Regions from separate parts of the Homo sapiens genome. Here regions 1, 2, 3, 4, 5 and 6 are each linked to region 7. The links are chromatin loops, found by intact Hi-C in ENCODE. Cell type or tissue: endothelial cell of umbilical vein. All regions are shown on one strand. Region 1 overlaps LOC101928570 (a long non-coding RNA gene). Region 2 has its middle 96 kb from the start of HTR1B. Region 3 has its middle 180 kb from the start of LINC02540. Region 4 overlaps LOC105377862 (a long non-coding RNA gene). Region 5 overlaps LOC101928570 (a long non-coding RNA gene). Region 6 has its middle 60 kb from the start of MIR10524. Region 7 overlaps LOC105377864.

Evidence for each region. Peaks named below come from ENCODE experiments on the same cell type or tissue, not always from the same donor. Only the 100,000 strongest peaks of a DNase experiment are listed, where the experiment ranks them.
Region 1: a loop joins it to region 7, with 7 times the contacts of the local background. A loop is called at or near these places in 5 of 110 quality-filtered maps.
Region 2: a loop joins it to region 7, with 2.5 times the contacts of the local background. A loop is called at or near these places in 3 of 110 quality-filtered maps.
Region 3: a loop joins it to region 7, with 4 times the contacts of the local background. A loop is called at or near these places in 2 of 110 quality-filtered maps.
Region 4: it touches region 7 in a loop (4-fold over the local background); 7 of 110 quality-filtered maps call a loop at or near these places.
Region 5: it touches region 7 in a loop (5-fold over the local background); 3 of 110 quality-filtered maps call a loop at or near these places.
Region 6: it touches region 7 in a loop (7-fold over the local background); 3 of 110 quality-filtered maps call a loop at or near these places.

The regions. Positions count from the first base shown.
Region 1 is chr6:77,245,031-77,249,030 of GRCh38, reverse strand. The region is part of intron 4 of LOC101928570 (a long non-coding RNA gene); the gene reads left to right. Among named protein-coding and RNA genes, the nearest start is that of HTR1B, 220 kb to the left of the region's middle. In endothelial cell of umbilical vein, no CTCF peak of the experiment used is centred here; no DNase peak of the experiment used is centred here.
Region 2 is chr6:77,365,620-77,369,619 of GRCh38, reverse strand. No RefSeq gene overlaps it. Among named protein-coding and RNA genes, the nearest start is that of HTR1B, 96 kb to the left of the region's middle. In endothelial cell of umbilical vein, no CTCF peak of the experiment used is centred here; no DNase peak of the experiment used is centred here; H3K4me3 peaks cover 2,267 bases.
Region 3 is chr6:76,769,687-76,773,686 of GRCh38, reverse strand. No RefSeq gene overlaps it. Among named protein-coding and RNA genes, the nearest start is that of LINC02540, 180 kb to the right of the region's middle. In endothelial cell of umbilical vein, no CTCF peak of the experiment used is centred here; a DNase peak (open chromatin) is centred at 2,406.
Region 4 is chr6:77,020,589-77,024,588 of GRCh38, reverse strand. The region is part of intron 2 of LOC105377862 (a long non-coding RNA gene); the gene reads right to left. Among named protein-coding and RNA genes, the nearest start is that of LINC02540, 430 kb to the right of the region's middle. In endothelial cell of umbilical vein, no CTCF peak of the experiment used is centred here; no DNase peak of the experiment used is centred here.
Region 5 is chr6:77,135,190-77,139,189 of GRCh38, reverse strand. The region is part of intron 8 of LOC101928570 (a long non-coding RNA gene); the gene reads left to right. Among named protein-coding and RNA genes, the nearest start is that of HTR1B, 330 kb to the left of the region's middle. In endothelial cell of umbilical vein, no CTCF peak of the experiment used is centred here; no DNase peak of the experiment used is centred here; H3K27ac peaks cover 357 bases.
Region 6 is chr6:78,597,600-78,601,599 of GRCh38, reverse strand. No RefSeq gene overlaps it. Among named protein-coding and RNA genes, the nearest start is that of MIR10524, 60 kb to the right of the region's middle. In endothelial cell of umbilical vein, no CTCF peak of the experiment used is centred here; DNase peaks (open chromatin) are centred at 2,419 and 3,309; H3K27ac peaks cover 3,420 bases.
Region 7 is chr6:77,456,093-77,460,092 of GRCh38, reverse strand. All of the region lies in intron 5 of LOC105377864, which reads right to left. Among named protein-coding and RNA genes, the nearest start is that of HTR1B, 5.4 kb to the left of the region's middle. In endothelial cell of umbilical vein, a CTCF peak has its summit at 2,151 (motif pointing right); DNase peaks (open chromatin) are centred at 172, 1,422, 2,222 and 3,362; H3K4me3 peaks cover 907 bases; H3K27ac peaks cover 4,000 bases.

The DNA of each region.
Region 1 (4,000 bases), 210 kb after region 7:
TAAGCCCAGGCCCTCTTCTTTTGTTTCATGCTGTGACACCACTCAGGGTTAATGTGATTGCATATATCGGGCTTTGCTTAGGTCTAATTAGAATGTCATTCCTCTTCTTTACATTTCAGTAAGCAAGGGAAAAAAAATGCTAGAGAGGAGGCAGTGACGTTTAGCAGTGTCCTCTCTTGGAGATAGAGTGATTGTCCACAATTGCCAATATAAGAACAGGAGAATGTTTCCTCTGATAGTCATAACAATTTCTGGCATCAACATAATTACAATGTTTGTTTTACAAGTGAGGAAACTAAGACTTAGAGATATTAAGTAAATTGCAGAAGGGCAGATGTATGTCTAGTAAGTGGACAATCTGAACTTGAACTTGACCTCTATACCTCGGACTACCCTGAATAGGAACACCTGCCTGGCTAGCATTTCATCTATACTGCCGTGAATGGAACCAGAGTTCTTATCTCATTCTAGTTTGTAGGTCTGTTCTGGAGGCTTTTCCCCATCTCTCATTATGTCCACACATGGCAGCTAAGCCCTAATTCTGACTATTTCAATGAATTACAAATAATCTGCTTTGGGTAAAATGTGGGGTATTAGGAAGAAACATGAGAAGAATAACTCTAATATTTTTGTTTAACTTTGTAGGGTCCAAAATGAGAATAATATTCTTAAAGTCATTAAATGTCTATTTTGGGGAGTGGCATCATGCAGAGAGTAGGTACTGTACTTTCTTAACAAGAGAAGCAGATGTCCTGGCACAGATAAATTAATTTACTTGCTCATTCAGAGCAAAGACACTTTTGTAGATAATAAAAAAGATTTAATTTATTTCATTATTTGAGAAAATACCCGACTTGTAATCTGTAAGCAAAAGTGCCCCGTGGCTTTTAGAGAGATCTATGATAGATCTACCTAATAGGAAATAGTGTAGTGAAATTAAATTTAGAGGATAAATTTTAAAGCTAGAATGTAAGTCCCCTGAGTGACTTTTGCCCATCAAATTCATAGCTATAACCCTAGCACTTAGAACACTGGATCATAATATGTTAGACATATTCTTAATAAGTATTTCTCTTCTTAATAAATATTTGTTGAATGAATGAGTAAAATTTTGAAAGAATATTAAGTTATAGGAAGTTGGGGCATCAGAGTATGGAGATGAATTATCAGTACTGTGATAGGACGTTGTTGTTCAGAATTTACTTCATTTTGGTGCAACTCAGTTAGCCATGAGTGTACCTCTGAATTAGCTGAAGTTTGCATTTGGCCCCCAATGCACTTGAGCCCCTTGGAGACACCCCCTTTTTACTCAGTTTAAGTGTCCATTTCCCTATGGTCCTTCTTTTCATTTTCACTTTATGGCTCCCAAATCAAGCACATGCTTTTTTCTTTTTAATTTTTGTGATTATACGTATCAGGTGATGCACATACACCCTGATTTTAAATTTTTTTATGAGGATGAACATATAAACTCAATACAATAAAAAGAAAAATGAAAAAGGAGTCCCACTGGTTTAATTTCAGGTAAGTGACAGCAAGTATAGAATTTACTAATGAAGCCGTCAGATCCTTGCTGGCCCCTCTGTCATGGCGGTGCAGGCTGCGCCTGTTCAATCTGCATTTCTGACCAGTCCGGGAAACTGAGTTTGTGACTACACAGACACATTTATTAATATTACTTTAAAGTGTTTAGTGTTACTCTTAGGGTGTCTTTCTGGGTAATAAGAGCTACTCAATATGATTATATTTTGGACTTAAAGGAATAGTTTTTAAATGGAGCTGCTTCAATTACAGATTTATTAAGGTTCAAAGTAGAACCTTGAGAAAGAAGAGTATAGAGTCATCAGGATGTCAAGTTCGTTCACTTCACGATAAATCTATGTAACATAATGAAAAGATTCATCATGTGGAGGTAGTAGCAGAGGTAATCATACAAAGACAAGCCACAGAGCAGAGGGAATCTAAATGTATTATGTATGTAATTTAACGAATCTGCCCGTGAATCTAATTCCTTCAGGGATTTATAAACACTAGTGCATAACCTAGGGAAAGGGGAGTCATTGCTTTAAATGTCAGCCTTGTATTCACTTACTGAGGGAAGAAAATGAAAAGTTTATGGAGAAATAAAAGAAATGATAATATGTTCCTCAGGTTATTTGGCTTATCCTAAATTTAGACTGAGCAATTTCCAAATTGCGAAAATGTAGAGTATGGAAACAATAGGAATATTCCCCTTGGTATGTCATATTATATGTGAGACTTTAATTATTTTAAGTCAATACCTAGTGTATCTGTGGAAACTGCTTTCTTATTTTCTATAATACAAATTATAGTAGCAGGCGTATGAATATTGCTGCTCAATAAATATTACTTTGTGGCAAGAATCAATAATTTCTCCCCACCCTTCTATAATTTCTCTATTTAGTGTCATATTGGAACATCAACTATAATGATACAGGTAAAATATATATAGAAATACAAAATAGTACTTACTATTCTCTCTCTAGAAATTTTTATCTACTTTCACATTTTCAGTTTGTCAGACTCATAGTCTGACAAGACTATGTCAAAGTATTCTGCAACAGGAGCATAGAATAGCAGGGAGTCATTCTTATTATTAAATTGTATTTTTTTGTTGTTGTTATTGTCTATTTGGGTAGGGGAACGAGAGAAAATAGTTTGTTCGGGATTAACGTTGTTCTATTAAGCAGTTAGTATTTTATTCTGTGCTAAGGCCCATGCATTAGGCTGGAGACTGCAGGGAGAATTCTGTACTATCCTTCCCAATGATGCCTGTCTTCAAGTTAAATGTACCTCTGGTGCAGCATCAGAAGCATCATCCTAATATTTATATCAGCTTATACCAGATTGAAGCCTTACAGATGCGCCCTCTGGTGTGTTGGTCAGGTCCTGAGGAACGACCCCTCATCTCCACACTCAGCCTCCTCCAGAAAGAGCTCCTTGCATTGGCTCTGGGACTTGTTTCCATAACCTTTTATGGTGACCGATTCCTAGACTCTATTCTGTTATCTCAAGCAGATGGACACCAATATTACTTGATGGGAGAAGGCACAAAGCAACAGTGTCAAGAAATACAAATTAAGAGAATTAGGAACGTTCCCATTCGTATAAGAGCTCCTAATGGGAAGGAAGGCAGTGGAGTTTAGTGGGGAACAATGCTGGAGCAAAACCACTTAGGTCTGGATTCTTCCTCAACCACTGATTAGCCCCGGTGTCCTTGGGCAACTTAGTTCAGCCTCTTTAAGCCTCACTTTCCCTACAATGACTCCTACTTCAAAAAGTAGAAGTTGTGAACTTCAAGAGAGATAATATATGCAAAGTTGTAATACACAGTAAAAACTCATATTAATATTATAATATCTTGTTTTTCATGAAAACCAGCTTAACCATTGCTGGCGTAGTAAATTTTCATGTGTCTCGGCATAATTCTTGATAAGTTTTAATAACTATGTCTTTCAATTATCAAAACAAATTGGAAATTTTTAACCTTACAAATAGCTCAAAATATGATTTTCAGCTAAAATTATACTATACACAAGCTGGATCTAAAATTTGTTGGGTGCTTCTAGTTGTTACATAAAACTTGAACAAAAGAGAAGTCTGAATAATGCTACAGCTTCCTTTTATCCTCTTCCCGCTCAGAGACTTTTAGTCTTCAAAAAGATTCTTTGATAAGTCAGAGTACAGTCTGTGGTTTCTCATTTTCCTGAAGAAATGAGTAAGTTCTATGTTTTTAATTGTTATTTAAGACCTTAGCTTCTCTCTTGGGAGGATGAAGACAAGTACGGCATGTGAGCCACACTTTCCTCATTCATAAGCACAGTTCAGGGAGAAAAAAAAAGTCCTTGAGTACTTCACAGGCTTAGTAGCTCTGCAGCTCTGGAAGTACAATGTACTTCCAAGAAGGCTTATACAGTGGCCTGTTAGCAAGACCTGAGAGCATGACTCTTTCTTCTGGCTGTATTTAAAATTATAAAGA
Region 2 (4,000 bases), 90 kb after region 7:
CATATAAGCACAGACCATATATTTCCTTTAGTAATAATAAATGGCAGCATGACTTGTAATAATTTCTTTGTATTTAGCAACATTTTTGTGGAGATTATTCTTTGTCATTACATAAAGTTCTGCCTCATTCTTTTAAAATGGGTTAGAAATAATCCTAATTTATTTTCCTGTTATCTATTGGTGAATATTAGGACATTTCCAATCCTTGATATTGCCTACAATGCTTCAGTGAATATTCTTGTATCTATATCATTTCCTCCTATGTGAATATATTTGTAAGATAAAGTGCTAGAAGTGAAATTTCTGGGACAAATGTTATATGCGTTTAAAATTTTTGCCAAACTCTCCATAGAGTAACACAGGATTGCTGGGAAGGGAAGAGTGTAGTCCCTTTAAATGATACGGAAGCGGGGAAGGGAAGTGCTGGGTAGAGGAGGGCGTGGTCCCTGGCTAGGGCTCCACCCCCATGGACCTAGCTGAGGACAGGCACTCCTGCCTTCCACCTAAATTTTGCATTTCCCGAGACACCTTGGCCCGCCATTCCCCCGTCCTGTGCCTGTAAAAACTCCAGGCCCTAGAAGGCACACACGCACAAGTGGCTGGACTTCGTGAGGAATTCATAGGGGAAGAAGATGCAAGTGGCTGGTCATGGAGAGGACTTTTTGACGAGCGCCGGCAAAAGAGCACAGCGAAGAAATCCCAGGATACGGAAAGCCCTCTGTACTTGCAACAAGGTAAAGAGTCTAATTGAGCTGGTTAACACAAGCCGCCTATAGACTGCAAACTAAGAGAGCGCCCTGTAACACACGCCCACTGGGGCTTCAGGAGGCCTAAACATTCACCCCTAGACACTACCATGGGCTTGGAGCCCCACAGCCTGCCCGTCTGTAAGCTCCCCTAGAGGTTTGAGCAGCGGGGCACTGAAGAAGCAAACCACACCCGTTTCAGAAATAGCAATTCAAGTTTTTCACTAGCACTGTATAAGATTACCTGTGAGTACACATCCTTACTAACACAAGGTGTTATCAGATGTTTTGATCTTTTTTAATCTGACAGATTCAAAATATATCTCATAACTTTAATGTTTTAAACATCTTTTCCTATGTTAGGGTCACTTAATGTTCCTTTTCTGTAATATTTTGTTCATTTCATTTGCTGAATTCAGGGGGAAAAACAGGGTGCCTTGAGAACAAAGTACTCTTTCTCCAAATTGTAAGAATTTAAAAACTTGCATAATTAGGAGTTTGCAACATTAACAAATATTATATTTATGAGGACAGTTTAGTAGGTTGCTAAATTGAAGTTTTCAATAAACTCTAGTAGTACACAACACTTTTTAAAAATGAATACCTAATTTAGTGGTTCTTTATGCCAATTTTAAGTATTAAAAGCAAGTAACCATTTCAGACCTAAGACAAAAAGGAAATATTAGGAAGTGAATATCACTTGCTCCAAAGAATGAAATAAAAGTGTTGAATTGGGGATCAATTTATACTTCATCAATGGCTTCTCATTACCCTACCACTGTCTAATCTTTGAGAAATATTATTGTACATGGAAATAAGATCAAAGTATTTGCCAGAATATCAGACCACAATTCCTGTTTTGCAGTGAAGTGACTTTATGGACATGGCCAAATCATCTAAATTTCCTGGTTCCTAGTTTAGCTATAAATATACAGAGTTGAATTTTGATGCTTGAAAAGTCCAAAGTTGGCAAACTTCACAAAAAATATGTGTCATAACTCCTGGTGTTCTAATAATAAGACATAAATTATTCAATGGTAGTCACTAAACATTAGAAATAGAACTAGTGTCATGAATATTCCAAACCCAATTTCTCCACATTCTAGGTAAATTTAATTATTCACTTGCTCCTCTGAACCCCTATACTTGTACAATATTATTTAAAGTTATCTGAAAAGTCTTTGTGCTTTGGTGGTAAACAAAATGAATTCACATACAGAATTTATGTGACCAGATCAGTTGACTAGACACAAATGTTAATAATTATTCTTCCTCTAACAGTTTGTGTCAACACAATTGACCAGATTAAGATTGTCTCAATATGTCTAATGCAGTGATTTTCAACAATGAGAAGTTTTGCCCCCAGGGGATACTTGGTAAAGTTTGGAGACACTTTTTCTTTTCACAAGGGCAAGGAGGGGGATCCTGCTGGCATCCAGTGCATGTCAGCCAAATATGCTGTTAAGCTGTCTACAATGCAGAGGATGGTCCCCTACAACAAAGAATTATATGGCCCAAAGTGTCAACAGATCTGGAGTCTAATGACAGAAGATTCAATTAGTTCTTAGATTGCTAGATTACTGTCAAAGGGACTGATATAACGATATATCAACTTTAACATAAACATGTAGAATTTGGGTCCAGTGGTTTTTCTTCCACAAACTAGGGCATTTGTTGTCTTAAATGTATGCCACTTTTTGCTTGCTATAGTTGGTGGACTGAGATTTGTTACATTTGATGTAATGATACATTCTAATTATTCAAAGATTAAACATTTCCCTAACCTCAAGGTGGTAAATTATGTCAGAGCTAATATTAAAACCCCAATCTGACACATAATTGCCCGTTATCTTGGTAGTTTATAATCAACCTTTGGAACTTTCTCTGTTATCCCTCCAACCTCCCAGCTACTCCTTTCCCATTCCTAACCAGCCTACCTTCAGCTGTGACTTCTTTCAGAATATCTGCTTTCATTGTTGCACTATGGATGTCCTAGGGAAAGAAAAATATAATAATTCATTCAGTGAACCGTAACAATCTGAGAGCATGTTTTGCCTAAAGTGATAAAGTGAAAAAAGTTCTGTTTTTATTCTATTAACATACCAAACTAATGAAACAATCCAAAAAAGGCCTAGGTAATACCAGCCACTTGTATAGGTAAACGTTTATATGTGTATAATATATTGAATCAACTGTGTGTTTGGCTTCATGAAGAAACAGTGACAGAGCAGTAATGGAATTTGGTTGTTTAATGCATAATATACATATTGCTAATCTTTTTAAATTAACATATGCTTCAAATGCATATGGTTGTTTTAGAAATAGTACAGAAAGTTCACAGTTAAAGCACATGGATGGTATGTATACTTACAGAAGTGTGAAATCATTATAAGAGAATAATTGAGCAATTACAAGCTTTTTTATGGGAAGTTCGATAAAAAGAATAGTTCTGTGCAATTATATTAGTCCATTTGCACTGCTAGAAAGAAAGACCTGAGGCTGGGTAATTTATAAAGAAAAGAGGTTTATTTGGCTCACAGTTCTGCAGGCTGTACATGAAGGATAGTGCTGATATCTGCTTCTGATGAGGGCATCAGGGCATTTACAGTCGTGGTGGAAGGTGAAGAGGAGCCATCATGTCACATGGCAAGGGAAGGAGCAAGAGAGAGGGAGCAAGAGAGAGAGGAAGGAGGTGCCAGTCTTTTAAACAACCAGATTGTGTATGAACTCAGACTGAGAACTCACTCATTATGTTGAGGACAGCACCAAGATATTCATGAGGGACCTACTACACTCATGACCTAAATACCTCCCATTAAGCCCCACCTCCAACATTGGAGGTCACATTTCAACATGAGATTTGGAGGGGACAAGACATCCAAACCATTTCAGCAATCAAATGAATACATTTTAGCAATATATGGCACAAATTTTCATGGTTTTAATGTATCATGTTTTCCAACTCCCCATAGCAAGACAGAGAAAAGAGAAGATAACTTGTTTTATGAGTTTTACAAATAATGGGCAGTTGAGAAAAACTGTTTTTTTCCTTTTTAAAAAATTATGGTTAGTGCATTTTATTTGATAATAAAATAAGATTTCTGTTAACATATGTATCCTGTGGTTTACAATTTAGCTACATGTATGTTCACAAGAATTCTAAACTATTGTTGCTAAGTTTTGTGCTTCTTTAGGAAATGATGGTGAAACTATATATTGATATTAATAGTCTATGATATACCATCTGCATAAAA
Region 3 (4,000 bases), 690 kb after region 7:
CATTTCTGATCCATGTAATCAGAGGAGCTTAGTGCATCAGAGCACAAGCCCACCAAGATTCTGTTTAGTTATAGTTGTGATATTTTGCCACACAGTCAGTTATAAGTTAAAACAGAGAACCTTCTGCTCTCTCCCATGCAACAGGTACCAGATCCTCATTCAATAAGCTAGGGCTGCTCAGGTTCTGTTAGTGTACACTGTGGCATTAAGGAATGCTGGTGTGGTTTTATCACTGGCAGGTAACTGTGGTCTGTGACAGAATGAGGCCCATATGAAAGATCCAACACTTTATCAGATTATCCACATTGCCACAGTCTGGGAGAGCCTAAAAATGATATTATATTTCTAGGCCTGTACTACCCTGTCCTCGTGGAAAAAGCAGATTAACAAGTTAGTTTCCCACCCCTCTACCCTCCCAGGATCTCAGGTATCCCCTACCTATTGCATAAGGGTTGGGCTGAGTTGGTGTAGTGAACCCATCTGTCTGCCCCAGTCCCAAGGCTAATACCTTTGTGATCACTCATTATTCTTGTTGCTTGACCCAGACCTTTGGGCCTGTGTCATCCAGCCTAGGAAGGGAGGTTATATCCTGTATTAACTTGACATGTCTGATAACATCCACTATACTGGAAGGATTAAACGCTCCCTGCCTCCAGGGGAACCCTAGCATCCTGGTATTCCTTGGTCTTGTTCTCCACCTCTGTGGAATCCCATAGAGGAGAAGAACCCAGGAGAAGTATCACCTTGAAGTTAGGGAGCCTTGTCTGGGGTACTAGGGTGGCCTAAACTGCAAACCACCCTCCAGGACATGCACTGTAAAGGGGAAGAACAAAAATCATAGTTTGGAACACTGGAATTGGGATTTTGCAGGCACAGCCTAATCAGGCAGCTACTTAGTCCACCTCCACCTCCACCAAGCTCTGCATCTCTGTCAACCTCCAGGCAGCTACTTAGTCCACCTCCACCTCCACCAAGCTCTGTCAACTTGAGCTGCAGTACCATGTTTCCCTTGGATTAGAGTGCAGTGTTTAGTGACCACATTGCTCTAGTCAGAAGGGGTTGTCACTCCATTAGCAGGCCATCTTGATGTCATTTCTTCAGTTGTTTTGTGAGTTGGCTCCACCACCATTCAACAGCTCCATTGGCCTGAGGATGACAAAGTGTATGGAAAGTCCATTGTATTTTAGGAGAATGCACACATTGTTGTGTTATTTGGGTAGTAACCATTCCTTGGTCAGAGTGAAGTTCCGTGGGGTAATCAAAAACATGACATGTGTTCCTTTTAAGAGAAGCTATGTTAGTCCCATCCTCCACATGAGTGACATATATACTTTCCCATTCCAGACAGCAAGTTATTGTAATAGTACTTGTCCTTTAATAATCCATCCACTTAGTTGCCTTTCTTCTGACGAGATGTCTAGGTTGTTGGCAACAGCTGATGAGTCAGTGAAAATGTAGCAAGATAGGGTGGTAGAGGAAGTCTATGTGGCTATCACCACTGCATGTAGTTTGGCCCATTGTTCAAAATGCCCATGTCCAGTCTCAGCCATGAGATACCTATCCACTGGCTAGATGGCTACCACAGCCCAGGGAACCCTGCCTGCTTGCCATTTGGAAGAGCCATCAGTAAACAAGCCATGTCATACTGTCAGTAGGCACGTCTCAGTCTTGGGCCCCAGGTATCCATAGGAGGATCCAAAACATCCCCTACATGTTGTTTAGTCCCTTCTGGCAAGTTAGCCACTTGCTCATGGAGCCTACTGGTCTCTTGGCTGCTAAGCCCAATCTTTTGAATGTATCCTATCCATTTGATCATTGAGCTGTATTGAGCCTGTCCAATTTCATTGGCAAGGTTTGTGAGTGCCCAGGTGAGAATGGACAGTTCAAGTTGCAGTGTCTTTTGTGGCAGTTCAGTCACAAGATGCTCAGTCTCCTTTAGTGTCCAATGGCAAGCAAGGAGTTGTCATTCAAAAGAGGTGTATCTGCAGGCGGCCTCAGGCAACTTACATGTCCAAACTCCAAGAGGCTTGCACACCCCATTGGCAATTTTCTGTTGCCACAGACTCCAATCCACATGCAGAGTGGTTATGCACACATGTCATTTCATCAGGGTAGCAGGCTTTAAAGCTTTTAAAGTCAGTGCCTGGGCCACAGCTCATTGAATGGCTTCCAAAGCCTGCTGCTGCAAAGGGTTCCACTTAAAGTTAGTAGCTTTGCTGGTCACCTGACTAAGGGGACCAACAGAACACCCAGGTGGGGTACATACTGTCTCTAGTACCCAAAGATGCCTGCCAGCTATTAGGCCTCCTTTTTATTAGTGAGTACCTCCAGGGTTAAAAATATTTATTTCACTGTCTCTGGAATACCTTTTTGGCATCCTGCCCAAGTGACTCTGGCATTCAGCCTGGACAGTCCATTGTTAGTCTCTGTGCCCCAAAGGCCTTTTTGACCAGCCAGAAGAGGCTGTTACATTGTGATAGTGTAGTGTGTAGCAAGGCCTGAATTAGCAAAATAATACCCTATTTTCCACTTAGCTTGCAGTACTGCTTTTGCGGAAGAAACTTGGGACTTGGGTAGCTTAGGTGGCAGGCTGAAGTGGATATGTTCCACTGTTAGGCTCGAATTCTTGGCTATGATGTGGTGATATTCTGTTCCACAAGCAGCCAGAGTGTCAATGCGTATGTCAACTAAAGAAAAAAAAAGCTTTTAAAGAGTTACGGTGGGTTTTATTTATAAGTTTTATTGAGGACTATAGACCAAGGCCTATAGCCTGGTGGCAGCCCTGTGGAGGGTTTTTATTAGACTGTTTGGCACAGTATTTTAGCCCAATGCTTATATAGAGATGGTAAGTGTTTAGTACATGTAAAATTGTATTAAACTTGTTCAGAAGTTATATTAGAGCAGAATCAGATCAAGGTTTGGGTGTAAGAGTACATCTGGCTATAGATTACAGAGGCATAATCACTAACCCTGTCAGACATTATCTTATCTGTAGAAGAGGAAAGGACTAGGATTATTTATCTTCTAAGGAATACAGTGACTAGGGCAAGAGGCATGGGGGTGGGAGTGGTCTATCCTGTTTTGTCTTTAAAGCGTCTTTCTGAGAGCTGCACATCATCACAGAGTCAGGGGCTTTGTGAAATCATGCTGGAAAGCAGAAATGAGCATAGTGTGATGGTTACTACTGAGTGTCAACTCGATTGGATTGAAGGATGCAAAGTATTGATTCTGGGTGTATCTGTGAGGGTGTTGCCAAGGGAGACTAACATTTGAGTCAGTGAACTGGAAAAGACAGACTCAGCCTTAATCTGGGTGGACACAATCTAATCAGCTGCCAGCATGACTAGGATAAATTGCAAGCAGAAGAATGTGAAAAGACTAGACTGTCTTAGCCTCCCAGCCTACATGTTTCTCCTGTGCTGAATGCTTCCTGCCCTTAAACATAGGACTTAAAGTTCTTCAGCTCTGGGACTCGGGCTGGCTTCCTTGCTCCTCAGTTTGCAGACGGCCTATTGTGGGACCTTGTGATCGTATTAGTTTAATACTCTTTAATAAACTCCTATATATATAATAGGTGATATATATATATACAAAATAGGCTATATATACATATCGCCTATTAGTTCTGTCCCTCTACAGAACCCTGACTTATACACATGGCTTCTTTTTATTTTTTATGTTTGTGGGCACATAGTAGGTGTATATATTTAAGGGATGCATGATGCTTGCTACTTTGTCTCACAACTCTCATGTACTCAGCTATGGGAACCACAGTCTCTGGCACCTGAAATGGCTCAAAGGACCCCAAGCATAAGCAAATAAGTACTGCGAGTCACATATTTGTCCCCAATTCTCCTGAGGTCATCAGTTTAATTTTTCCCCTAAGGGGACCTGGAAGTATTGTTATGTGGGCTCTAATATCCAAGAGCCCCCAGAAAAGTCCGAGTTCCTTTCTTTTCTCCTCTTGTTTTAACAGGATTATAGGGACATTGGCATTGAC
Region 4 (4,000 bases), 440 kb after region 7:
AATTTTCACGTGTGATAAATATAAACTTTTTTTTCCCAAATGAGGGGAGTCAACCATATGAGAAAATGGAGTAGTGCCTTTTAAGCACTATATCAAATTTAATGTTCTGGTTAGAGTGATCTTAAATTTGAGAATAAGGCAAAGTAAGACAGAACTGAGCATTTAGAATGCTACAGAAAAATAATAGGAAATAGTTTATGTTTAAGCTCAATGACTTATTTTTGATCAGTGATATTCTTATTTGAACACTGTGTTTTTACTATAGAAGAAATACTTTTGAAAGAATATGTTTATCCCCAATATTATTTGCTTACCATGTGGTACAGTTCATGTAGGAAACACAAGATAAATCTTGCTATTTTTCCTTTATTTACTGAGTTTTCAAGAGAATGTATTGATTTCTTATCATCTTCAAAAGGTAAGTGTGTGTAGACAGGTAAATATAAATACACACACACACTACATGTATATACAATTATATATATACAATTATATATATACACAATTATATATATATACATATATATAGTCATTTGTTTAAACATATTTATTGAGTTCCAACCTATTATAATTTCCTATTCACGTGAAAACTTAAATTGGTCTATATGTGGCCACTGGGCCCTCTTCAAACTGGCTAGACTTGGTAACCCTTTGATATTTTGATATGTCTGTAGTAGTTTTCAATAGGTTCCTTGTCATTTGGGATAGATCTTCCAGGTTCATCCTTAACATTTCCTGCCACAGACCAGGTTCAGACAATTCTCAAAAATGTCCTGATATTTCATGATATTTAATAGGAAACATTATTTTAGAAACTCAACCAGAGTAGTCACACTGATTTTTTTTTAAGTAACTTATTTAATGTAGATTTTCCACTTGGTTTAAACCATAAAATGGTGTTATTATTCCTAATAAATGCTACTAATTGTGCTTTATTTTCCCAAAAAATCACTATAAAATTTGTCAAGCATACAAAAAATGATAAACTATATAGGGACCATTCATTATCCCTTTATCTAGATTCTGCCATCAACATTTTACTGCATATATCATCATCTAACCATACCATTATCTATCCATCAACACTCCCCAAATATCCGTTCTTATAATTTTATTTACATATAGCTTGCATAACATAAAATTCCTTCACTATAACTGTACAGTTTGCTGAAATTTAGCAAATTTATACAATTATGTAGCTATCACTACCATCTGGTTTTAATTATTATTATTTTTAATTGCCAAAAAATTGTACATTTTATCATGTACAAAATGTCTGACATATGCATATATCATGGAATGGCTAAATCGAGCTAAATAATATATTCATAACCTCACATACTTATCATTTTTTTCTGGTAAGAACACTTAAATTCTACTGTGCTAATGATTTTTAAGAATACAATAAATCGTGTTAACTATTGTCACCATGTTATATAATAGATCTCTTGAACTTAGTCCTCTTATCTATCAAAAACTTTGTATCCTTAGACCAACACCTTATCCAGCCCCTGGTAACCACCATTCTAATCTCTGTTTCTGGGAGTTCAATTTTTTTCAGATTTCTCATGTAAATGAGATCATGAGGTATTTGTTTTTCTGTGCCTGGGTATTTTGCTTAACATAACATCTTCTAGGTTGTCACAAATAACAAATTTTGCCCACTTTAAAGGCTGAATAGCATTTCATCGTGTATACAGTCAACCTTCTGTATCTTCAGGTTCCATGTCCACAATTGAACCAACCCCAGATCAAAAATATTAGGAAAAAGCATTTAAAAGTAACAATAAAATAATACAAAATACAAATTAAAACAAGTATAACAACTATTTACATAGTATTTATATTATGTTAGGTATTATAAATAATATACACATAATTTAAAGGAGAATGTCCCTAGGTAATATGCAAATATTACACCATTTTTATTGATAGATAATATTAATACATGTGATACAGGGTACTTGTGATATTTGGTGACATGCAAAGACAGTGTAATGTTGAAGTCAGGGCACTGGGGTGTCCGTCACCTCAAGTATCTATCATTTCTATGACCATACTCTCTTATATAAGAGACTTGAGCATCCACAGATTTTGATATTCCAGGGGGTCCTGAAACAAATCTTTTTTGTATGCCAATAACAATTGTATTTACCACGTCTTCTTTATCCATTTATCTATCGATGGACACTTAGGTTGATTCCATATCTTAACTGTTGTGAATGCTGAAATAAACATGGAAGTCTAAATATATCTTTGACATACTGATATTATTTTCTTTGAATATGTACTCAGTAGTGACACTGCTGGATCACATCTACTTCTATTTTTAATTTTTTGAGGAACTTTTATACTTTTTTTCATGATGACTGTACCAATTTTTATTCCCACCAACAGTGTACAAGGGTTGACTTTTCTTAACACCCCCAGAGATATTTGTTAACTTTGGTCTTTGTAATAATAGCCATTCTAACACGTGTGAGGACGTCTAATTGTTGTTTTAATGTGCATTTTCCTGATGATTAGTGATGCTGAGCATTTTTCATACATTTTCATTTTATATTGGCCATTTGAATATCTTCTTTTGAAAAATGTCTACTCAGGTTATTTGCCCACTTTTAAAAATTAGGTTATTTGCTTTCGTGCTATTGTGTTGAATTCCTTACATATTTTGGACATTAACCCCTTATCACATGTATGTTTGTAAAATTTTCTCCCGTTTTGTAAATTTTCTCTCCACTCTGTCAATTGTTTACTTTGCTATACGGAAGATTTTTATTTTTATGCAATCCCATTTGCCCATTTTCACTTCTGTTGCCTGTGCTTTTTGGGTCATATCCAAAATAATTATTGCCCTTAAAAGTGTCACGAAGTTTTTTTCCTATGTTTACTTCTAGTAGTTTTATAGTTTCAGATCTTACATTTAAGTATTTAATCCATTTTGAACCACTAATTTAGAACACTTCCATCTAATTTAGAATTTAGAACACTTCCATCATTCCAGAAAGTTTTAGAACTTCTGAATGCATTTTACATTCAGTTTTAAAACATTCCAGAAAGTTTTCTTATGCATGCATAAATTCTACATAAAATAAATATGTTGAATGAACAGTATCTAACACAATAATCTTTTCCTAAACAGCACCATCTAGTTAGCTGTTTGCAATCTGCAATGAATTGAAGATCTGTCTAATAAATCATGTTGTAGTTTTGTCTAATGATAGAAATGCTTAGATTTGTGTTGACTATAGTATATGAAGTTCAGTGAAGGTGCTGACTTTTTATTTTCTGGTTAGCTACAATCTTAATGAAGTTACTGGAGAAGAAACTTCTTGCAAAGTGAGATATTACCATATTTATTTCATGAATTTGAATCATATCATTCCCCAAACTACCAAATACTGTTTAACACCCAATCAATTTTCCATAAATATTCGTTAAGGGATTGGAAATATTTTCTCTCATAGTTGTAATTTGGGGGTTTTTAGTTTCAAAAGAATATAAGAGGTATGTTTTTCATCACCATGTATACTCTCCATCAAGCCAGTAGGCTCAGTGCAATAGCTGTCCAAAAAGAATCACTTGAGTGGTAATATGAATATTTAGTTTAGATTATAGATGCATAGTTGATATTCTATAGGATGTCTTCTTGCACACTTTCTGTTAACTTAAAAGAGATTTCAGAATCTGATATATTGCATCCACTGTTCTCAATTTAATATTGTAAATAATTTTTCTGAAAAGAAATTGTTTTTGACATATTTCAAAGAGCAATTTTGAAGATTAATTTGGACTATAAAAATGTCTAAGGTGTCTTTCAACTTCCTTGAAGTTCATATAGGAAATGCACTTAAGCCATATGGCTCTGCTCATTACCTTGTGCTTATTCATTTATCTCGTAAGGTGTTATAAAAGTGGACAGATAAACTTGAATAAACAGCTGCACTGTTTTCAAATGCTTTTACTTATTTAAAGTTACATAATTCAAAAAGTGAATCTA
Region 5 (4,000 bases), 320 kb after region 7:
GTCAGTGGTTTTGTCCTTCAGGTCCACTTTACATGATACTATTCATTGTATTTTATAATTTTTAAATTATGATCTCCATTTTGTTCTAATTTTATATTTTATAACTAAGATACTCATATATCTTTGAACAGCCTTATTTTACACCTGCTGTATAAGTGCAGTTAGTGACCAAATACACACATGCCCAGGAGGAAAATAACAGATGCCAAAATTTTCCTCTGACTTTCTGTTGTTTTTCTGACTTGAACACTTTTGTTATTGCCTACTTTTTATGAAGTAGGTCCATATAAATGCTTAGTTTGTTTCTCCATCTTGAATGTTATTTTCCTATTATTACTAGACTAAAACCATGTTTTATCATATATTAAAATATTTGATTTCCATTTTATTATAATAATAAATAAAAATAAAACAGGTATTATTCTATTTTCCATTCAGTAGGGTCTTATTAGATATTTAAAATTCCCCTTCTCTCCCTTTCTCTTTCTCTCTCTGTGTGTGTGTAAATATTATTTTCCCTTTCTCATTTTCTATAAAGATTTTTTCCTATATTCTGGTTTCTAATTTTGTACTCAAGAAGTGTAACACTAGTATATTTTTTTCCTAATTCAAAAACTTATATTTCTGTATGGAAGCTGATAATTTTTTTTTACTTTTAGGACATAGAATTGTTATCAGTATCTGTCTAGGTAAAATCTAAATGTGTGTCTTTTTACGTTTTAGTTATTAACCCTGAATAAAATTTTTAATTTATTTTCATTAGGAGACCCAGCATTCCTATTAATGTAAGATTCTTTTCATAATTTCATTAATTATTGTATCTATCTTTTATTATTTTTCTTCCTGGAAAAACATTACTTGCATGTTAGTGCTTTTGAATCTGCCCTTGAAGGCATTAGTATGTTTTCTTATTATTTACATTAATTTTTTTGTTAAACATTATGGGAATTTTTTTTAAGTTTGTGAAGCCTACCGCTTAGTTTTAGAACATGTGTATCAGATTTTTCTTCCAGTTTATCCATTGAATTATTACATTTAGAAATTATGATCTTATTTCTTTACATTGTTTTGTATCTTATGTTTTTCTCCTTGAGAGTCCTTAGTATCACTCCTAAATGTTTTCTACTGCCTCCATAGGAGCTAACAATTTTAACATCTAGCTTTTTTTGTCCTCCCTTACATCCACAACTCCTTGTAAATAAGCATATTTACTTTTATCTTTGCGGATATTGTTTCCAAAGTAGGGAAATTGTTCACTGACAGGAAGTGATAAACCAGTTGCAGAACATGAACTTACCTTTGCAGTGGATCACTGGCTGACTGACATGGGGAGAGTGGATGGCTTCTCTGCTTCCAGGTTTCTTCATGTACAAGGGAGGATGGTGTGATCCTGCAAGACATAATGAAGCAATTTAAGTTCCATCGTCAACTCAGAATCCACTAGCAGAGTAGGTATATAACAGACAGCTCTTAAAACTGTCAAAGCAATGCTCTGACACCTCCAACAGCCAAGTATTCCGTGGATATTTCCCCAGATGCTACTGTTAACTTAGAAGCCCTGGGCTCATCAGGCATCCCAGACAATTTTCTCTGGAAAGTTGCTAGGCCTGTAATGCACGAAGATTTCTCTCATCCATTCATCCATCATACTTATTTTATTTTGTGAGTACTTTTTTGGTAGGTGTTAGAAGAGAGGGGAGTTTAAAATGTATGTTTCTAAAATATCTTCACCTTTTTCTGATATCCCACTTTATTTTACATATTATAAACCATTTAAAAGTCAGCAAATGGGAATCTAAAAAGGAATGGGTTGTTGTCTTTAAACAAGCAAAATGGAAATAATAATCATGATGATGATGATGGTAAAGAAACCTTATTGTCAAATGATACAAAAAAGGTATATACACAAAAGTGCTAGTAGAGAATAGACCTAGTAATCACATTTATTCACACATTCACTTACTAAGCCAACAGTTATTTATGCTAGGCACTCTGTTTTTTGCTGGGAATACAAAGATGAGTAAGAAACAATTTCTTGTCTTGAGAGGCTCACAGTCTGAAAGTTTTCATAGCATTAGCTGCAGCAATAGCATAGCACTAATAATCAACATTTCTTTTATACCTAGAATATTCTATGTTCTCTACTAAGTGCTCTGCCTGTGTTTTCTCATTTACAAGCGTTCAAAATGTTTTTATGAATAGGATATTGTTATTATCCTCATTTTGCAAGTTAGGAAACAAAGGCATTTGGAGACTAAGCAACTTGTCCGAGATCATGCAACTAGTATAGAATTCAAATGAAAGTAGTCCAACTCCAGGATCACCTTGTATGTAACAATGATGTCTTCTTGAGCCTATATAGTTTAGAAAGCCATTCATTAAATAGTGATAATACTAACAATAAAAGAAGAGACATTTAACAATCATCTAAGCAACACCGAGTAAGCAGGGAAGAGCACTGCTGTGGAAGAGCAATTAGAGAGTTTTTAGTAATCCATGCATTGATCAACATGATGTTGATTTTATTGGGCTAGCTGAAAGGTTTGTATTGGAAGGGAGCACCATGGGAAAAAAATTTGGATTATAAAAATTATCTTGTTGAAGAAGAACATGATAAAACAGGGAAATGTAATGTAGAAAAGCTTACAGTATTAGGTAATTAAGTTCAACTCTTCAAATATATGAGCAATTAATTTTTTTAAACTCCTTCAGATCATGAGGATTAATATATCAATTCTTATGAAAAACATTTTGGAAATTGAAGAAAATACCAAGTCATTTCAGTAAAAAGCAGAAAAAAATTATCTGAATAATATGAATCATTGAGAATTCTTGACAAGGTGAACACACCTTATCTCCATTTTAGTCAGAAAGAAGAAAAGAAAGAAAATATTATTTCAGTTGAGTCATTTGAACATTTAAGCAAATACAAGTATGATGACTTAACAACTCTTAGGTGTGAGTAAGAGTTTAGTGTTCTATTATTACTAACAAGATAGACTTTTGTTAACTTTCTTCTAAGAACTGTTTCTTTTCACTTATTCAGCACATGTGGCAAAACAAAGTCATCAAGCAAAATGGACCCTACAAACCATGGATAATATAAATTGTAGAAAATTCTAAGATGAATTTTTACACATTGCCTTTTCAGTGAGGAAAACATTTATTGACAGAAGTTGTTGTAGGAAAATTGAGCTGCTTCTTTTGGGTGCTGAGGAAAGAGTACAAGAATCTCAGGCCGTATATTTTAAAAATTTCATAGGTCTATTCTGAACTGTTTTAATATATCTTATTTTTGGATAGTGAAAACTAAATCACTTTAACTTCAGTACCCAGAGCTCCTCATTCATGTTCACATCTATGCAGATACCTTAACAATTACTATGTTTATATCCATAATATCCACAAATAAACAGCTTTAATTTTTTCTTTCTAATTTTTGTGACTTTTTCTTGCCTTAGAGCACAGACTAAGATTTGCAATATAATGTCGAATAGAAGTAGTAAGAGAAGTCAAGCTTGTATTATTCCTCATCTTAATATTTCACCATTAAATATGATTAAAGTATTTTGTTAGTAAATGCCCTTTATTGGATGGAAGAAACCATCATTTATTGCAAATTTGCTAAGATTTTTTTTTTATTATGAATGATTGATGAAGTCTAACAAATGTTTTCTCTATATCTACTGTAGACTCACACATTTTTATTATGCTTATGTGATGCATTATGTGAATTAGTTAATGATGAATCAACCATTATTGCATTTAAAATATATTTCTGGATTTACATTGTTGATTTTTGACAATGATTTTGCTTGTCTTATCAAGAGTAGTATCGGTATGTAATTTCCTTTTGATATAATGTCCCTGGCCTCATATAATAACTTGGTAAGTGTTTAATTCTTGTGTACTTTCAAAATTAAAAATATGTAACATATGTATTATTTCTTCCTTCAGAGTATGATATAATTCATCAGAGAAGAGCTCCAGAGGCCTGGAG
Region 6 (4,000 bases), 1.1 Mb before region 7:
TAATACTGTGATTTTGAGGCACCCAAATGCAAAAACAATCTGAAAAGCAAAAACAATTTTTTCCCACCTAAATATGCCTCCATTTATAAATATCAACATATCCTCTTCCTGTCATTCCTAGTCACTGAGGGTAGAGCTCCAGAAGATAGAATGTAAATTGTTTCTATATGCATACAGTGGCTTTTGCCTTCACTAAACCTCAGCTTCCTGATGGCGTGAAGCCATCTATTCTCAATGACACCTCTCCATTAGCAAAATGATACATCATTGGAAGTTATGCCTTATCAGTTTGAGTAATGCTTCACCTGTTTTGATTATGGAACTTCTACAATGGTAAACTCTGGAATATAATGATAGCTTAACATTTATTGAGTGAACAGTACATATCAGACCCTGACCTAACTACTTTATATGTGTTCACATACGGACTCTCACAACAATTCTATTTACTTCATCTCCTTACTTAGTAAGGTGGAACTAGCTCTTGCAGTCTGGCAATGGAACCTGTCTAAAGTGCTCTCAGTTAATTGTCCTCATCTGATTTAAGCTTCCCAGCCTACTGCTTCTCCCAGTTACTTGTGGCTCTTGCTGTAACCTTCAGTATGACATCCAGCTCCTTGGCTCTTGCCGTTGTTTCCCTTCTATTCCTATTCTATCTCACTCAGCATGGTTTCATTGGTCATCTAATACAACTGTGCATTCGCTCTCACCCATTAGTACTCTACCTTCCCAACTGCCCCACCATCCCCCAACCTTTTGCTGTCTTTCTGGTCACTCTCCAAATCTAGGCACCCAACCACCATCTCAATTTATTTTTTTTAAGGAGTCAGCCCTTGATCGCAGAATTATGTTGAGTGAATACATCACAAATTTAAGCTCTTTAACCTTATCTAGATCCTTGCTATTGTTTAGTAAATTGTTTATTTGGTCCCTTGGTTAACCCCTATTATCTCCTTTAGGGCAAATGCACCTCAGCTTTTCCACATTTCTTATGTCCCCACCATTCCCTTGGCCTATCTCACATTCAGCAGATAAATTCAATTCTGATTTTATTGAGAAATTTGTGTATATTTCTCAATATACACAATTTTCTTAGCCCCCTAATTTTTCTACCTCTTTACATTCCCTCTTTTTATTGCCTGTCTCAGAGGATGAAATATTCTTCCACTTTAAAGTTGATATCTTTCCCTGTGCTTTTGGTCTATTTCCATGTAGGCTTTTTAAGGAAGTTGTTTATCAGTTACTCTCTCCTGATTTCTCACCTTGCAACTGTCTTTTCTTACTGATGCCTGCCCTTCAGCAAAATAACTAATTTGAGTAATCTTTAGGAATAAAGCAGCTCAGAAGCCCTTTATACTTAAAACATCTACACCTTGTTTCTTGTCTCACCTCCTGCCTTCATTTCCTTGACAATGTCTTGAAGAGTAATTTACCCTCACCGTGTCTTCTTAATATTATTCTTGCGGATACTATACCATAAAACCTAGAGTAATTGGCGTAAGGCATTCCCTCCATGTCCTCTTTTCTCTGCATCTCATTCTCATCCTTGTTTGGCTTTTTAAAAGTGGCAGTGTTTGCCCTGACAAGTTGTAGAGAGCTCTTGCTCATCCTTCTGCCCCATATACGTGAGAGAAGACAGAATGGAAAAAAGCACCAAGCAATCCTAAAGGGAGGGACATGAGAGAATCTCTCAAATATAGACAGTCTACACAGAAGCAAGAACATTTATCTCCAAAACCCTTTACACTAGTACTGAGAACCAACTGTATCTTAGCCTTGACAGTAAGTGTTGAAGGGTTACAGGACCTGAACTTCCTCTTTAGATGGAAGAGTGCTATTGGTTTTAGGGTTGTTCCAAACTTGCCTAGTCCTAGGAAGTAATAGATTATTTACTTAAGATTCCCCTTGAATGTCTCACAGATGACTTGAAATTATGCCAGCTCCCGGGCAAACAGGAGTTTGAGATCAGCCTGGCCAACATGGCAAAACCCCATCTCTAATAAAATACAAAAATTAGCTGGGCATGGTGGCAGATGCCTGTAATCCCAGCTACTCCGGAGGCTGAAGCAGGAGAAAAAATCACTTGAACCCGGGAGGCAGAGGTTGCAGTGAGCCGGGATTGCACCACTACACTCCAGCCTGGGCAACAGAGCAAGACTCTGTCTCAAAAAAAAAAAAAAAAAAAAAAAGAGAAAAGGCAAGAAGAATTGGACCTGTTCTTTAGTCTACAACTATGATTTACTGCAGTCAAGAGCAATGAGGATGGGCAAAAAATAGAAGTTGAATTTTAATGCTATGGCAACAATTGATCCTACAGGAAATCCTGGTGCTGAGCTGATTCTTAAAGAGTTTTCCAAATTAAGGCAAGAGAGTTAGGACGTGTTAATTCCACAATGATCAGTCATTGGATATTGGCTGCCTTCCAGGATGGGACATAGTTTGTGCAGGATTGGGGGAAACAACTTTTTTCAGTGAAGGGAAATGCCTGTAGGTGGACTCAGCTGTGAGTCATCAGTAGGCAAGATTCTTAGCACCTGAGGAAAAGAATGCCTTGGTCTTCAGGGAGGATCTAAATAGTACTCTACAACATCCAGTGCAGAAAACATCTAAAAAATGTTTGAAATTTGCTGTTTTAAAAGTTCATGTTAATAGTTCTCATCTTATTGAAGTCACTTGGCAAGGTTTTCAAAAATAATTTGATGTTGTTCAAACATAGCACATTGTTTTAAGTCCACTGAGCTGTATCTAGCCAATTCTTTTCCAAGTTATATTGTATTCTTTTTAAAAAGAATAAAAAATAAATCATTGGTAATACAAAGTAAAAGGAGAAGATGTTAAATTTTAGATGTTCATTATAGTGACTCAGCAGCCATCTACCTACAAAGGTTACTACATGGTGTCTTCTGGTAGTCCCAAAGAGGACATTTTGCGTCAGTGAGGTTGTGACGTGCCCCCGGGAAGGTCTTCCAGGGTTCTATAGGGCACCATTTAGGACTAGTGAAGGGGAGCTGCGTTTCACTATGGGAATGTTGACAGTCACTCTGGCTTTAAATTCTTAGCTCCCTGGAATCTCCTTTTCCTACCCTGCCTGGCTCCACAGAGCAGAGAGCAAAGAAAAAGCTATATTCTTTTTGACGTAATGTTTTCACTTAGACTCACAAAACAAGAACAGCTCCTTCAGAAGAACTGGGAACAGAGCTCCCACTATTTCTTCTACACTACCCCCACTTCTACCCTCCCTTCTTTTCAAGGGGTAAAGAATGGATTACATGATTGGCAATATTAATGAAAGGGACTGAGCATAAATCACTGAGACCTTTGTGGACTGTCTTTTTTATGTGGTTGGTACACCTGGATCAGGACTATCTTCAAGAGGCAGGCCTTAACTACCACTGCTTTTGAAGCTCTCAGGAAGCTCCTTGGCAAACAGATTGTTCAACAGCTGCAACACCACTGATAAGCTTTTGCTCTGTGTTCCCACCTAAATCTCATCTTGAATTGTAACCCAGTGGGCGGTGATTGAATTATGGGGGCGTGTCTTTCCTGTGCTGTTCTCGTGATAGTGAATGAGTCTCACGAGATCTGATGGTTTAAATAAACGGGAGTTTGCCTGCATGAGCTCTCTCTTTTTGCTTGCTGCCATCCACGTGAGATGTGACTTGCTCCTCCGTGCCGTCTGCCATGATTGTGAGGCTTCCCCAGCCACAAGGAACTGTGAGTTTTCCATTAAACCTCTTTCCTTTGTAAATTGCCCAGTCCTGGGTATGCCTTTATCAGCAGCATGAAAACGGACTAATACGTCCACTTTCAGCTGGCTTGGTGATATCTTGCTTTGTAGACCCAACTCTCCATGAGGGCAGCTCAAGGGCTAGACTTGAAGGGAAGGCACGGGAAGACTGAATATGGCTGCAAGTCCATGTTGAAGTCCACAATCCAGCAATAAGTGAAAATTCGAACCCTACATAACCTCTGTATTGACTTCTTAACTGGAAAGGTGAAG
Region 7 (4,000 bases):
TTAATACTGTGGTCTTCTGTTTATACAGTTGTATTTTCTTTGGTCCTAAGAGGCAATTAAGTCAACTTCTAAGAGCCTTAGGGGGAAACATTAATTGAAACAAATAGCCACTTTCAAATGATTTCTTTATAGGGTACCTGCAATGATGGTGTCCTCACATTAACAAAACACAATCAGTTTAGTCGAATGGGTTGTTTGCCATTTTGTAGATTAACCACCTAAATTATTGCTTGACTATTTGGCTGTATTGCCTGGATTTGGGGCATATTGTATGAAATAGAAGCTTGCAAACCCTTATAGTTATAAGAGATATAGAATCATCATTCAGCATTGCACATGATTATGCAAAGTGTAGTATTCATCCCAGGGGTATGTAGTTAAGACTGTTAAGCTCCTTTTCAGTTACTGTTGCCTATAGCATAGTTTATTTCATAAACTAGGCACATGGCTTTTTTGCAGAACATGAAGCGGGAGATGGAAATGTTTAACTTACATAGCAATGGAAATATATTTTCATTGGCTGTGGTAATAAACAACATTTTCCATATTGTTTAATTGCACAAATTTTCACAGAAATATATGAATGTATACTCACTCAATATTACCAGTATTGTCTTGTGTTTCTAGGAATTTTAGAGTTTCCTTTTAAAAATGGACACTACACCCATGAATGAATGTTTATTGAGTTCAACAAATTTTCTAAAGAACAATATTCTTAACTTTTCCTCTCTATTATCTTAGTTTTGTCTTCTTTAACCAGGAAACCCTGAGAAGATTATAATTCACTGAAGCAGTAAAATATCAGATTATGTGTATTTGATGGAGTTGCTGTGACTGAAAATTGCCTTTGGTATTCCATCTTTCAGGAAATGTATCATTGGAAATGAAATTTAGGAAAATAAATAAAAGTCCTTTTGTGTTCTAAAAAGCGTCGGGTAGTAGTTCTATTATTATGGAAAGATTGGTTCCTTGGATTCTGGGGTTGTGTTTAGGAGTTTGACCCTTCATGAGAGAATGACTAATAGTAAATGATACTGTGGCTGCCTGATATGTGCTGCCATGACTTGGGGGATTTAGTTTATATCTGAAGGAAGAATTTGAAAGGAAAGAAATGGGTTGTGCTTTCCTATTCTGCAAAGAGAGAGGGTTAGATCCACTATCACAAGAGTTTTCCAGATTAGTTTTTAGAGGGGACCTTTAGTCTCTAGGCTAGGTAGTGAGATTCCAAGGACTGTATGGTGCTTAAAATACAGGAGGAACTGGGTTAGAAGAAGACTTAAGAGGAGTAGACTGACCTATCTTAAGACCAGTGAAGTAGGCAGAAAGGTAGCTTTTGTAGTCAGTCCTAGGTTTGAATTGCAAATAAAGTATGTTAGAAATATGTGGTTCTTTTTCTCAAATACTGTCTACTTACAAGTTGATGTGAAGGCCTAGAACCTATACATGTAAAGCACTTATTGAGATGCCTGACACTTTTTTGGCTCTCAGCAGACAGGACTTCCTCTTAGCCATTATTTCCCATTGTCTCCTTTGTGGATGCAGAGTGCCTGTAGCACAGAACAGGGGTACTTGGGAGAAGTTGGACTGGAGAAGATCAAACTAGCCTGAATGGGAAAAACTTGGCAAAAACTAGAAGCGACTGAGCTTTACAGCCTTTTACAACTAATCCCCTATGCAGGTGACATACACCCCAAAGAACAAAAGGGAACATGAAGGATGGTTTGCGGTGGCTCTATCGGCCAAGAAGAAATTGCCAAATGTTTAATTATTTCTTATAGCGTCCTTTTATTCACTTTTAAACCCTCTTCCTCTTCCTTGTCTAGAGATTTCTGGCTGTCTTTCTAGAATCCAAAGTCCCTGGCCACATCCACATTTTTAATTTGCAGCACCTCATTTTTCACTTCTCTACTTTTTTCTTACCTGTATCAAATCATGATAACCAATAATGATGTTTATGGTTCTTGTTTTAACTGTGAAGGGCTGATTAAGTAATTAAGGGTTTTCACATTATCTAAAAGGGAATTGTTGAACCAAAGGAATGTGTAATTGGTGGGGATAAAGGCTTTCAACTGGGGCATCTACTCGAGGTAGAGAAAGGGTGGGAGAAGGGAAGTCTGCACTGTTAATCGAAACCCACCCTGGAACAATCCACCAGGGGGCAGAGTGTCTCTGAGATGTTTAGCAGAAGCAGGCGCAGACCATTCAGGATCTCTAAATCCCTCTTCCAGGACATTTTGCAACTGATACTAACGCCTCTAGACTCAGTGAAAACAAAGTTCCATGAGTCAAGGGAGAGGAGGTTTATCGCTGATTAGAAATAGCAGATTTTTCAGAGCTGTAAATTCAGGCAGAGAGTCTCCAAATCAAACCTAAAGTTTTTCTTCATATATGCAAACTCAGTTTTTTAAATTCATCTCTAGTCCTGATATAATGCTAAAATCTTAGCATTTTAAAACATTGTGACCTTTTATTAATGTGGCACTGAGCGAATCAGAAGTTAGGAGACAATGTACCTATTTCAAAATAAAAGGAGCTAATTATTTACATAAACATGTTTAACCATTATGATTTTTCTCATCACTGTGTTTTTCTTTTCAAAAATTGTTTTGATTTAAGGTTGATATATCCATAGTTCAAAGGTAGAACACTTGCCATTTATGATTGAAAGAAATGTCTGTTTTTTTTTTTTTTTGTTTGTTTTTTTTGCACAGAAGTAAGGTTTATTTATATGTCAGTTTTTCCCAAAAGACAGACCCTGAAGTCTGTGTAATTTTGACATTTTAAAAACAGGCATATAGAAATGTGAGTACAATCTTATGTTTCACAAAAATAAATTTCAGCATCAGAAAATGGATCACATAAAACGAGAAAACGAGTGAGATTATATCATTGCCATTCTCCTATAACGTAACTGTTACTCTAGCATTTTCATTATCCCCAATGGGGAGTTTTCTATGTGCCATTTCATACATCTGTCAGTTAAATCAGAATTTTAAAGTCAACACTCATATCTTAGGATTATACTAGGATTTTCAGTGCTCCCTGAGGGAGAGCTAGTCCCTGGAATTGAGCCATCTGTCAAAGAGAGTAACTTAACACTATTCCGAGTATAATTTGTAAAAGAAAATGTCCACTTCTTTTTACTTATTTGTATATATCTCAAAAGATCAGAGAAATCCTTTTCAAAACTACTAAATGAAAATCCATATGACAAGAATGGTCTTATAATATTTCCTGTACCAAAAGTGAACAGATGGTGATGAGGGGATCCATTTATGGTAAATGCTTTAAAAATCTACACAAGCCTTGCTTAAATGATGTAAGAAGGCATGACTCACATCCTCTCTGACTCTGTGGGAACATTCCACCCATCGGCCTCTGGCTGGTCATCCTATGTAGGGAGAACCAGATTTCAGGATATCTCCTGCTTACAAGTATGGTGACCATATGTGGTGATGGGACAGTAGTGATAGAGCAGTCCACAAAGGTTAGGTTCCTTGGCCTGAGAGCTGTGCCCACAGTACTATTGTAAACACTCTTGCATGTCTCTTCTAAGCCCATTTGCTTAATTCAGTTTGTGACAGAGTCTGTTGACATGCAGATCCCCCTGTGGTTCATCAGTCCATTTGCTCATTTATAATCGCAATTGGCTCAGGAGAGGGGCTGATCTGATTTTCTGGAGAAACAGTTTCACCACTCTTCATCTTTCCATCCCAGTCTTGCCTAGCCTTAAGGTTCTTGATGTTCACTCTTCTGCCCTGCCCCTCTAGGCTTTCCCATACAATGCTGCATGTTGGGGTAATCACACAATGGGAAGTTGGGAAGTAGCTACTGGTCTAAAACCCTCCAACATATTGATGGGTATAAAACGCAAGAGAAAATCTTTGAAGTCAGACAGACCCAACTTTAAATCTAGGTTTTGCTATCATGAGCAAGTTCCTCTGTGATGTAATAATGCACACCTTGATGTTTGAAGTTAAGAATTAAGTAAGATAATGTA